2 separate regions of the Homo sapiens genome follow, and region 2 is linked to region 1. Evidence: read pairs that join two places in POLR2A ChIA-PET (ENCODE). Cell type or tissue: PC-9. All regions are shown on one strand. Each heading gives the region's core, and the rest is flanking DNA. Links, peaks and the distances in the headings are about the cores only.

Evidence for each region. Peaks named below come from ENCODE experiments on the same cell type or tissue, not always from the same donor. Only the 100,000 strongest peaks of a DNase experiment are listed, where the experiment ranks them.
Region 2: POLR2A ChIA-PET joins it to region 1 with 5 read pairs; 7 of 35 experiments call an interaction of 5 or more read pairs at or near these places.

The regions. Positions count from the first base shown.
Region 1 is chr17:65,035,794-65,041,789 of GRCh38, forward strand. All of the region lies in intron 2 of GNA13 (G protein subunit alpha 13), which reads right to left. Among named protein-coding and RNA genes, the nearest start is that of GNA13, 18 kb to the right of the region's middle. In PC-9, for the core only: no CTCF peak of the experiment used is centred there; a DNase peak (open chromatin) is centred at 4,038; H3K27ac peaks cover 1,717 bases.
Region 2 is chr17:64,507,538-64,515,128 of GRCh38, forward strand. CEP95 (centrosomal protein 95) reads left to right here. Exons shown (of 20, transcript NM_138363.3): 2 at 1,055-1,183; 3 at 2,636-2,743; 4 at 6,711-6,821. Among named protein-coding and RNA genes, the nearest start is that of CEP95, 4.4 kb to the left of the region's middle. RefSeq lists enhancers at 1-230, 1-52. In PC-9, for the core only: no CTCF peak of the experiment used is centred there; no DNase peak of the experiment used is centred there.

The sequences.
Region 1 (5,996 bases), core at 2,702-5,201:
TTGGATTCCCAAAAAGCAACGACTTCAATTGTTAAAAAGAAAAAAAGTATATGCTGTTTTCCAACGCAGGACATACTTCCCAAATACAGTTTCAATTCCTCCACTATCTAAAGAGAGGCGCCTATTAGAGCGCTTCATAATACCCCGAAGTCCTCGTGAACGCACTCCAGGTGGAAAATTCTGCTGTGATGATGTGCTAAAAAATACCCTATAACTCAAATATTACACAATAATCAACACTAATTAATAAGGTAATTCTACGCCTATGATCACAAAACAGGTGAAAGGAAAACCCAGATGACTTTATTCCCAGTTTAGAGCTCAATCATTATCCCAACCAAACTCTCTCCAGAAGAAAATTTCCACACAGCCTATAAGGAGCACTAAATACTTTCCCATCCTTCACAGTCAGGCAGCAAAGCAAGCCAACCTGTAAATATTTTCAAAAGCTGATGAATGTGAAAATTAGCTCAAAATGTATGCTGGCACATCAGCTCCTGTTTCCAAGTCCCGATTTGGTCAATTTTGTTACTAAGGAAGCAATAAAGCAAGGCAGCTGAGTATCAGCCTCGGGCTTTGGAATCCTACAACCCGGAGTCTGAATCTTGGCTCTATCACTAAAACTAGCTGGGCCAGGCACGGTGGCTCACGCCTGTAATCCCAGCACTTTGGGAGACCAAGGTGGGTGAATTGCTTGAGGCCAGGAGTTTGAGATCAGCCTGGCCAACATGGCAAAACCCTGTCTCTATTAAAACTACAAAAATTAGGTGGGTGTTGTGGTGCGTGCCTGTAGTCCCAGCTACTCAGGAAGGTGAGGCATAAGAATCGCTTGAATCTGCAAGACAGAGGTTGGAGTGAGCCTACATCGTGCCACTGCACTCCAGCCTGGGTGAAAGAGTGAGACTATGTCCCAAATAAATAAATATATAAATAAATAAAACTAGCTGTGACCTTAGCCTCTATGTGTCCTTCACCTCTGTGGCCATATGCTTTACTTACAAAATGACCAGAACTCGACTACATGCTCTCTCAGGTCATTTCTAGGTTAATAAAGAGTGATTCTGCACACTCTTGGCAGAACAGCTGCTAGTGCAGTAAATGATCGCACTGATCATTTCATTTGCTCCCCACTAGATTGGGAGCCCCCATTAAGGCAGCCAGACAGGCAGTTCACTTGGGTTGCTAGGGCCTAGTCTGGGCCAAGAACATACTAGGGGCAGGTATTCAGTACATGTTTGCTGAAGAATGAATGAGTGCAATGTATATAACTGATCAGGTTATTACCCCAACTAAATTGGAAATGATCATAAGTAAAATAATCAAGAATAAAGTGAAAAACTCTTCTGTATTTGCCTGACCCAGCAGATTAACAATCTTATGAACTAATATTTAATACTTCTGAGACTGAAATTCAAATAAATTGGTTAATATAAATAAAATGTCCTCTCAAACTTTAAAAAGGTCAGAAAAACCACAACTTACTAAGCCAGAGGGTTGAAAGTACTGTAAAAGGGAAAAGAGAACAGTGAGCTTGACTTCAACTGAATCTTCTCCACTTCCTCGCCTCTCTCTCCTCTTAAGCCCTTCTAGGCTGGCCTCTCCCTCACCAGGGCACCTGCTGCCATAGTCAGCATATCCAACTTTCCTGTGCCAACATCGATTCTTCCTAGAATTCTTCCTAGACCTCTCAATGGCACAGGACACCACTGACCACTTTTTTCTTCTTGAAACACTTTCCTGGCTTCCATGACGTGACATGTGCCTACATTTCTCCTACCTTTCTGGCCACTTCTGCTAGGATCTCCTCCTCTGAACATTCTCAAAAGATGTAGAGATTTCTCAAGACTCTACTGTCAGACTGAGCACAGTGGCTCACACCTGCAATCCCAACACATTGGGAGGCCGAGAGAGGCAGACTGCTTGAGCCCAGGAGTTCGAGACCAGCCTAGGCAACATGGAGAGAGACCCAGCCTCTACAAAAATGGAAAAAAAAAAAAAAAAAAAAAAGACAAAAAGACTCTACCGTGAGCCTTCATCTCTTCTTTTTACACCCTTTCCCCGAGTAATCATATCAGAAAAATTATACTCAGTAATTATTTCACAGACATTAAATATCTCCTAGATACAAACACCTCCTCAATTTCTATCTCTAGCCCCAAACTGTTCTGGATTCAAGACTCATGTATCAAGCTGTCAACCTGGTATCTCCACCCATACATCTCACAGAGATCTCAACCTAGTACTTAAGCTCGTTGACTTCCAACAGGGTTATGCCTCAACAAACCCATCACTTAAGATGAAAATATCGTTAAGTCAAAAACACATTTATGGCCGGGTGCAGTGGCTCATGCCTGTAATCCCAGCACTTTGGGAGGCCGAGGCAGACAGATCACAAGGTCAGGAGTTCGAGACCAGCCTGGCCAATATGATGAAACCCTGTCTCTACTAAAAATACAAAAATTCACCGGGCCTGGTGGCACGTGCCTGTAATCTCAGCTACTTGGGAAGCTGAGGTAGGAGAATCGCTTGAAGCTCGGAGGCGGAGGTTGCAGTGAGCCAAGATTGCACCACTGCACTCTAGCCTGGGCAACAGAGCAAGACACCATCTCAAAAAAAAAAAAAAACCATTTATTTTTAGAGACAGGGTCTTGCTTTGTCACTCAGGCTTGAGTACAGTGGCATAATCACGGCTCACTGCAGCCTCAACCTCCTGGGCTCAAGGGATGCTCCCACCTCAGCTCTGAGTAGCTGGGACCACAGGCATACACCATCGTACCCAACTATTTTTCTGTATTTTTAGTAGAGACGGGGTTGCGGGGGGGCGTTTCTCACCATGTTGGCGAGGCTGGTCTCGAGCTCTTGAGTTCAAGCAATCCGCCCACCTTGGCCTCCCAATGTGTTGGGATTACAGGCGTGAGCCACCGTGCCCCGCCCAAAAATACATTTAATACATCTAACCCACCAAGCATCACAGCTTAGCCTAGCCTCCCTTAAACATGCTTGGAACACTTACATCAGTTGATAGTTGGGCAAAATCATCTAGCACAAAGCTTATTTTATAATAAAGTGTTGAATATCTCACAACGTTTACTGAATACCATACTGAAAGTGAAAAACATAACGGCTATATGGGTACCTGAAGTACAGTTTCTACTAAATGTGTATTGCATTTACACCACCATAAAGTAAAAAAATCGTTAAGTCAAACCACAGTAAACCAGGGACTGTCTGTATGCCCAAACTAAACTCTTAATCATCCCCCTCAAATATCATTCTCCCATGATCCTGTGATTTGAGTAAATAGCACCAATATCCACCTAGTTGATAAAGCCAGAAACTTGAGTCACTCTTAATATATGCCTTTCTTCCCTACCCCACATCCAATCTAGCAGATCCCAATGATTTTCCCTACAAAGTATATCCTGAATCCATTTTCTTCTCTTATCTCTACAGCCACCAACTGACGACAAGCTGCTTGCTCTGCAATAGTCTCCAAACTCTGGAACTGGTTAGGACGAAGAACAGTATCTGGTGCAAAGGCTCTCCCTCACTCCCCTCTAACTTCCACACAGCAGCCTGAGTGATCTTGCTTAAAATCCTTTGGTGGCTTCCCAAGGCAGTCAGAGAAACCCCAAACTTCTCAACATGGGCTACAAGGCCTGGCAGTCACAGGCTGCTGCCTGCCTCTTCCACCTCAGTTCTCCCTCACTCACTCCTCCACCCTGGCCTGGATCACGTTTTCTGACCAGCAGTAAGTTTTTTTCCAACTTTGCACATGGTGCTCATTCTGCCTGGAGCATTCTTCCCCCTCCTTTCCTGGAGGACTTTCTCATCCATGGGATCTGAACCTAAATGTTGCCTCCTCAGACCATCCTCTTGGTCTCTCATTGTTTCTCTTCCTTCGCAGCATTTACCACATGTGTAATTACATATTTGTTTGCATATTTCATGTAGATTACTCTGACTAGCATCTAACGTCAACGCAGAGATTACTTTCACTTGGTTCACTAGCAAACACCTAACCCACAAAAAGGTAACTGACTCATTAATAGGTGTTCAGTAACACGTGACTGCATGGCTGCTGAAAGCTACCAGTGAACTGTTACCAGACCTGTTTCAGAATAACACATTTCCTGTAATCCACTACCTAGGGCTTTCTTGTCTCCTCATCACTTTTTGCATTCGCTAGTTACTTTTCATATAGAATAAAATATAATTACATATACAAATATCACATGAACATATTCTTACCAGAAAAAGTATTTCTATAGAATGAAGCTTTTTAATAAAATACTTTTTCAAAAAAAAAAGACACAGTAAGGCCAACTGTGCAAAATACTGTACAACAAGGGGAACCTTGGTTCTCTTACTAAACTATTAAACAAAACACCAACTTTAAAATTGGTTGCAACATTTAATCATAACATACCATAATTGGAAAAGTCCAGAAAAAATGGAAGCAAGTATAATTCTCCTTGTTCTAGTCTAGAGTTGAAATGTATATTATCTTTATGGCAACAGTTTAAAGTCCCTACCATGTTTGAAGCTGTGGCAAATAGTTTAACAGTAAATGTGGCAAGCTGGTAACAGTTAAAAATAGCAAATCATTTGTATTATAATATTTTTAACTGAATTGGATAAATCACATTTTCTTTTTAAAATTTGCAATTAGGATAAATGGTATTTGCAACTTTGTGAACATACAGTATTATTTAGGTTTTGTTTTTTTTGAGACGGAGTCTTGCTCTGTCACCAGGCTGGAGTGCCGTGGCATGACCTTGGCTCACCGCAACCTCCAACTCCCTGGTTCAAGCCTCAGCCTCCCAAGTAGCTGGGATTACAGGTGCCCGCCACCACGCCCAGCTAATTTTTGTATTTTTAGTAGAGACGGGTTTCACCATCTTCGCCAGGATGGTCTCGCTTTCCTGACCTTGTGATCTGCCTGCCTTGGACTCCCAAAGTGCTGGGATTACAGCCATGAGCCACTCTGCCCAGCCAATAATTTAGGTTTTTAAAAACCCGTTAGTTGAATAGCAACTTTATCTGTCTAAAGTATACCCCCGTACATTCTCTCATGTGTTAGGCTTACTGTAGCAGTTGGCCAGGCAATAACTTGTGAGCAACTCTCTAGCAACATGGAAATTCTGGGACAGCTGCTCATTGCTAGTAGCTTCCATAAATGTTTCTTTTATTTAATATCAATGAAAAGATACAACCACATTTCACATCATGATGCTTAAATAAAAATCACATGATGATATATCTGATTTTCTATATAACTTCTGAGCCAATTCATCCTATTTAGCAGAAAAATAATTTTTTAAAAAGAGACTAAGAAAACAGTAACCAAGATGTTGAAAAGGAAAGTGAAAGTCTCTTGCCCCAATTATTCATTATTCCAGCTCTTTTTCTTTAACCTTTCCAAAAGAGTTTAAAGAGAAAAGAAATGGCCTATTTACAAGCTAAATATAGCTGCCTTGGCTCAAAGAACCCAATGACATTGTTTTATGTTTTTTGGGGAGAGTGAGGTGGTATAGAAGAGTTTTGTTTTTAAATGCTAAAATCAATACTTTCTTCTTTGAGGGGAGCAAATTTGAAATTTGCTAATTTTGCTCCATGAGAAAAAGTAGATATTCTCTAGACTTTTTAGTTGGTTTTTATACAAAATAGTCAGAAGTTTTAAGATCTCACAAAAAACATGGAATCTAAAAAAAAAAATATATATGTATTTTGTGAACATATGAATTTTTTTACCTTGGAAATGAAGCTCTAACACCCTCTTTAACTAAGTACTCTCAACGCCTCTGCTAAGTCACAGGGCAGAGAAATGACAGAAAGGGAAAGAGTACGTCTGTGTGTGCACGTGGAAGGGGTGTGGGGAGCACCTCAGAGACAAAGGTGAAGGAAGAGGGGATGAAAGCAGCACATTCAGTGGGAGTGGTGAGCACTCTGCACCTGAGCCAGAGGTTATCTCCCCATGCCTCCAGCAGGAAGAT
Region 2 (7,591 bases), core at 2,246-4,745, 530 kb before region 1:
ATAGTAGAATATGCCCCTGTAGAATAGTTGTGCTTTTTTCTCTTCAGTGCCCTCTAGAGTCATGGGCTTTGTCTAGCACCGCTTTTGAAGAGCGAATTAATTTGGTTGTCTAGGACGCTTTCATCCTTTTCACAAGGACTGCGTACAAACCAGTTGTCATGGTTTGGCCAGCTGTGAGAAATGGGCGTGGGGAGGGGGATTATGTGCATGGAAAATACACTCTCATTCGTTTCCAGAACGTTACGTGTCCAGAACATAGTGGAGATGTTTGTTTCTAATACCGATTGAAAGTGCTTTCCTACCAATTCCCAGGCATTTCAAGGAACAAGTATTTTAAGCTAAGTTACTTTTGGTACAGAAACCGTTAAACTTTGCAAATCCCAGCAATATCTAGGGGAGAGGAGAATGTGGTACGCAGGAAACGTCAACAGTATTGATAATTCTGAGCTTCATGTACTTCCCATATTTTCTTTCATATAGATCGATATAATAAAAAAGAAAAACTAACAAATGCATTACCGTTGATGTTGTTATTATACCAGTTCTTAACAGCCTAAGTTTAATCACCACTTTTTCCGGCACCAGAGAAACCCTGACTTGCACAAGATAATTGGGTAAACACAAGACCAATACTATTGCAAGTGCGAAGCAGCCTCCATTAATGAGTTTCTGGTAACCTCGGATTATCATTAAACTGTTGTTTATGACATAATATTCCTGTTTACTTGTAAATATGTTTTAACTAAAAACACCCATGTAAGGCTTATATAAGTAACTTAAGATTTTAGGCTGCAACAGTATCAATTGAATTTGCAGTATAGTTTTGACTATGTAGAAATTACAGCACTCTGGAAATCATCCCAAGAAATTAAATACATCTTTTTAAAAACCATGCCTAAAGGGTCTTTGAAATTCTCTAACAATCAAATTCCTTATCTTCTGCAAAGTTCAGTGTCTGTTTTTGTTGGGGGGGAGGTTGTTGGATTTTTTAAATGTCTGTGTGATTTTTTTCTGGTGGTTTTTAAGACTGATCTTTCCCCCTTTTTCCCAACAGAGTGGGTAACCATTGCCAATAACCTTCTTTTTAAGTGTCATATACATCTGAGAATACATGAACTTCAAGACTGTGATGCTAATGTTTTTATTGCTCTTTATCAGTCTATTTTGGGAGAAAAGGTACCAGGTAAGAATACTAAAAGCAGGAGTAATTTTGCCTATATCTTAGGCCAAAAGTTTTTAGTCCTTTAGTTAGATTCTTTGATATTTATAAAATTTCATTTTCTCTTTGCTTGTTTCTTTTTTTAATATTGCATATTAAATTCTATATTAATATACAATATTAAAATAAATATTGTATATTAAATTGTATTTAATATCACATATTGTATAATTATAATATTGTATTCCTTAAGGAATACCCTGTGGAACCCACTCATAATAACGGCCTTGAGCAGATCAGTTTGAGGGCTCCTGATAATCACGGCTTAACCTAATCATGGCTACTGCCTTGTGAAAGTTGCATCTTTTCTGTAAATGTACCTTCAAAGGTTGTAAAATTGAGTGGAGCTTGGGAATTTATTGGATTCTGTTACTTAACCAGTGCTAGGGATAAGAATTGATGCTTGTAGATGATGAACCTCATTTACCAAGACAGTTAATAAGCGCATATGTCCTTTCATCTTGCTCACCATCTCACTATGTTCAAGACCAGGGTGGTACCAACTCAGCTTAAGTGATCCTCCCGTCTACCTCCCAAAGTGATAGGATTACAGGCATGAGCCACCACGTCCAGCCTGTGCTGACCTTTTAAATCTTTATACCAATAATTCTAGTTGGCTATTCAAAAGGACATATAAGGGCCAGGCGCGGTGGCTCACACCTCTAATCCCATTACCTTGGGAGGCTCATCACTTGAGGCAGGTGGATCACCTGAGGCCAGGAGTTCAATACCAGCCTGGCCAATATGGCAAAATGCCATCTCTGCTAAAAATACAAAAATTAGCCAGGCATAGTGGTGCACGCCTATAAACCCAGCTACTTGGGAGGCTGAGGCAAGAGAATTGCTTGAGCCGGGAAAGTGGAGGTTGTAGTGAGCCAAGATCACGCCACTGCATTCCAGCCTGGGCGATAGAGCGAGACCCTGTCTCAATAAATAATAAATAAACATACATATGTGTATATATAAGAACGCTCCTTGAATGCCTGCTGTGTTTTTTTTTTCTTCGTAGAAAGTAGCCCATAGTTATGGGTTAAAGTATCATGTCTTGGCTCCCTTATTAGACTATTAGCTGTCTTTGAATTTAGGGACCACTTTATCTTCCTTAACATGGTGCTTCTTGTAAAGCATATTCATGTATATCTATATATCTATATATATATATATGGTGTAATAAATATTCAACCGTATTCAACCAGTCTAATATTGATAAATCGGTTCAATCAATAAATACTCAACCAGTAAAGATTCTGCTGTGTAGAGTTCAGGGTTTATTAACTTTATCTGTACTTTACAGCATGTTCTGTTTGGGCAGAGCCTTTATAGCAGTTGAGCATATTCAGTAGCCTAGTCAGAGACAATGAGATGAAAACTTGGCCTCTCATGGATACAAAATTATGTGATTTTTTCCCCCCCCAGACCTCATAGTTATTCCTAGGAGTCAAGAAGATGATGCACACAATGTACAAGCAGTAATTGATTCACTGGCCTTGGACTACTTGCAGGTCAGCTTGTCTCACATAACAGGTTGGTATATGTATAACTATCACATAATTATGCATTTTAGTAAAAATAATTGTTAGAACTGTAGACATTGTTTACTTAACCAAATGAGTGAGCTTATGGAGTAGACCAAATTGTAAGATTGAGCTAAGACAATCAACTGATAGAGGTCAGGTCCATACATGAGAACTTTTCCAGGAGAGCTGAACATTGATTTTGCAATTGATCTGGGTCTGAAACGTAAATATCCTAGCTGGTAATTTGAGGTGTGTTTTTTGTTTTTATGTTATGTTGTTTTATTTATTTTTATTTTTTGATTCAGAGTCTCTGTTGCCCAGGCTGGAGTGCAGTGGTGCAATCACAGCTCACTGCAGCCTCAACCTCCCAAGCTCAGGTGATCCTCTCACCTCAGCCTCCCGGGTAGCCGGGGCTACAGGTGTGCACCACCATGCCTGGCTAATTTTTTCTATTTTTTGTAAAGACAAGAGTTTCGCCATTTGCCCAGGCTGGTCTGGAACTCCTGGGCTCAGCTGATCCACCTGGCTCCACTCGTGAAATTGCTGGGATTACAGGCCTGGACCACTGTGCCTGGCCTTCGGGGAACCTGCCCCGATAGTCACGTAGGTTCTTTTCTATTTTATCTAAGCATCGGCAGGTTTGAGAAATAAAGGGACAGAGTACAAAAGAGAGAAATTTTAAAGCTGGGCGTCTGGGGGAGACATCACATGTCTGTAGGTTCCGTGATGCCCCACAAGCTGCAAAAACCAGCAAGTTTTTATTAGGGATTTTCAAAAGGGGAGGGAGTATACGAATAGGTTGTGGGTCACAGACATCAAGTACTTCACAAGGTAATAGAATATCACAAGGCAAATGGAGGCAGGGCGAGATCACAGGACCACCTGACTGGGGTGAAATTAAAATTGCTAATGAAGTTTTGGGCACCATTGTCATTGATAACATCTTATCAGGAGACAGGGTTTTGAGAGCAACCTGTCTGACCAAAATTTATTAGGCGGGAATTTCTTCTTCCTAATAAGCCTGGGAGCGATATGGGAGACTGAGGTCTATTTCAGCCCTACAGTCTACAGACCATAAAAGATGGCCACGCCCGGGGGACCGTCTGTAGACCTGCCCCCAGGCGTGTATTCTCTTTCCCAGGGATGTTCCTTGCTGAGAAAAAGAATTCAGCGATATTTCTCCCATTTGCTTTTGAAAGAAAAGAAATATGGCTCTGTTCCGCCCGGCTCACCAACGGACAGAGTTTAAGGTTATCTGTCTTATTCCCTGAACAATTGCTGTTATCCTGTTCTTTTTTTCAAGGTGCCCAGATTTCATATTGTTCAAACACACATGCTCTACAATTTTGTGCAGTTAACGCAATTATCACGTGGTCCTGAGGCTACATACATCCTCCTCGGTTTACAAGATGACAGGATTAAGAGATTAAAGTGAAGACAGGCCTAGGAAATCACAAGGGTATTGATTGGGGAAGTGATAAGTGTCCATGAAATCTTTACAATTCATGTTCAGAGATTGCAGTAAAGACAGGCATAAGAAGTTATAAAAGTATTAATTTGGGGAACTAATAAATGTCCATGAAATCTTCACAATCCACGTTCTTCTGCCATGGCTTCAGCCGGTCCCTCTGTTTGGGGTCCCTGACTTCTCGCAACACCTGGCCGTATTGTTTTATTTTAAAGCATACTAATGCTACTTGTTTGTGATAGCTAAAAATTAGAAACACCTAAATGTCCATTAGTAGGGATTGGTTAGATAAATCATGATAGCTGCATACAGTGGACTGCTCTGTGGCTGTAAAAGATGACTGAATATGCTCTTTGTGCACAATGTTCCGTGTTGGGAACAATCTCTAGCATATGTGATGCGAGAAAAATGTAGTACAATTATAATGGTAATGTGCAGAGTAGTATGCTAGTGTTTGTAAAAACAAAGGTGTGCAGAAGTATTTGCAGTTGTTTGCAATCGGAAGAACTCTCTAGAAGCATATACAAGAAACTCGTAATACTGATTGCTTCCAACAAAGGGAACCTCAGGGTTGCAGGACAAAGGGACAAGAACTTTCAGTGTATACTTTTTGCACTTGCTGAATTTTGAACCATGTTATCTATTCAGAAGTTTTTTTCTGTAATTAAATCTCCAAAATAAAGTATACTATACTGTATTCTAAAACTAAGCATACCAAATATATTTATAAATCACTGTATTATGTGTATTTCATTTATGTTTAGAAATGAATGATTATTCCAGTAAGTTATTTCAAGCTTATGAATAGAGGGAATATTGACAATGTGAAACTATAATCACAAAAAGAGGATTTATACTGTTGATTTATTCTTTGATAGTTGTAAAAGGAGATAAATGTTAATCAGGATAAGTCCTGATTTACATCTCTTAATTTGATACTGACAAGAACAAATTTTTGCGAAGAGAATAAAATACTCTTCTGTCTTAAGTTTTTTAATGCAGTTCTAGGTGAGTGAATGGGTAAATCAGTTCGGAGATAATTTGAGGGCTACTCCCATAGTTTCCCTCTTTTTTTTGCAATTTGTAATTGCTTTATCACCCAAGTAGGACAAGTTCTGGTATTTGTGCTTGTTAAACATACTATAGCAGGGTTATAAACATACATGTTTGTAAAACTCTTTAATGCAGAGCTGTCTTTGACAGATTACACCCACCCTATGAAAAATTGTAAAACAGTTTCTCCTGCAGCATGAAGCACTGCATTCTGGCTGGCAGTCTTAGTTGCTAGGTTGTCAGTATACTCCCCATCCTAGAAACTGAAAAGTTTTGAGGATGCTCTTGGGATATACTTAGGTATTTTTAAGCCGGAAAAACACGTCCAAAACCAAGATTTCTGGTTCATTGTTTTAAACGAAAAAACTCAAACGTTGTCGTTACTAGTAGTAGTATAAAACGTCAAATTTCTGGTTTAGGTTTGTTTTGCATCATGGCTGAGGTTACGAATGGCTAGATTCTCCCAAATGTCAAATTTCTACACTGCTTTTCCCATATTGGTGTGAACTCATGAGAATGCCAGGCATGATCTCCCAAAGGACAATCAGAGTGTCACAAGGGTTAAGTACTATCTATACCTGAGGTTGATTTGGAGTCCATTTCAGGTGACATTAAATATGTCAAGTTTCCATGCTTTTTGCCAACCCATTTCTATTCAACATTTCAACCTAATCATTTATATTAAAAATCTGTTACGGAGTAGGTACTGTGCTAGGGACTGTGCTATGATCTATGAGTGTAAGTTATGAATATGAAGTGGATATGGTAAGAGATGTAGCTGGAGACGCTGAAGATGGAGTGAGATTTAAAAAGGTTTTATATGCAGGGCTTATATTTCAGAAAGGGAGCCAGGGAAAGGATTTTAATCAGAAAAATGGTATGATCTATACAAAATGAGGAGTTAACAAATATGGGGGGTTATGGTGGAGAATTCAGGAATTTCTGATGAAAGTATCCCAACAAGTTTATTGTTTTTTTTTGTTGTTTTGATGTTACTCTGCTGCTATAATCTTCTGAACAAACCACCATTTAGAATAGGATACCACAATCTGAAAGTGTTCTCTCCTGCCACTTTTTCCCACCAATCTGGTAAAGTTCTGTTTAGCTGCAATATATTTTGGTATAAATCTTACTAGACATGTTTTCTTAAGTCCAATTATTTTGCTTCTCCAAAAAAGGAAGGAATATGCCAGTGAATTATTAGACGCCATATTTAAAGCTTCCCCCTTTTTTTCTTCAAATATAATCAGGCAGCAGGAAATTGTTGTTCTTAATATTTATAATTGTTTCACCTGTATTCTTTTTTTTATTTAATCTCCAAGGAGCTGTAAGTTGGTATGTATCGCCTGTATTCTTAAATAGCATTTTCACAATGTTATATCCAAGTTTCAAGATTATGAAGCTTTCAGATTTCATGGTTAAATTTTTTAATAGCTCTATATTCTGTCTCCAGGAGAAAATATAGTGAAAGGAGATAAAGAATCTATTAAGAATCTCCTGGAAATATTTGATGGTTTGTTGGAGTATCTTACAGAACGCATCAGTGAAACATCTCATGAGAAAAGTAAGTTTAAGAATGGAAATTTGGTTTGGTTTACCTTTTATGATGTGTCCCTTTTGCCTTTTATCTTTTTGTGTATTTTTCTTCATAGGAAGCAGATTCACTAATACAGTATACCTGATAACCGTAGTTGTAAATTTCAAATTCTTATTGTTCCAGCTGGTTGGAAACTGTCTTAGACTGTCATCATGTTCTTTATCAACTTGGATGTTGCTCATAAATTACTTCAAAACTAATTTATACTAGAAAGATAAATTTCTGGCTAAATTATTTATTGTCCTATGATTGCATAAAATTTCTTTCTCCAAAATTTCGTGTGTCAGAACTGCTATTTATGGTAAATATTTGGATGTTACTGAGGCATCAACAGGAAGAATTGGTGCATTTGTGTCTTTAGCCTGCACTTACATTTGTGACAGCCTAAATATTTCAGATATTTGTCATTGCAAAAAGTGAAAGAACTTAACTGTCTTAATAATTTGAGATTAAGTAAATAATGCTGTTGGTCACGAATGGAATAATATATTACCTGTTCTTATGTTGAAAAGTTATCAAAAATAAACTTTCAGCAGCAACCACAATTTACATAAATTCGAATACAAATTAAGACAAAAAATTGGGGTAGGCTCATCCTCCATTCTCACTTTGTTTATAGTGAGACCTGTGATAGTCACATTTGAAATTAATCTTAAAGTCTTTAGTTAGAGATAGTTTCCTACCTTTAATCATTGTTACTAAACTGTTTAAAAACTGGGAGGGAAAATTGAAAAGTC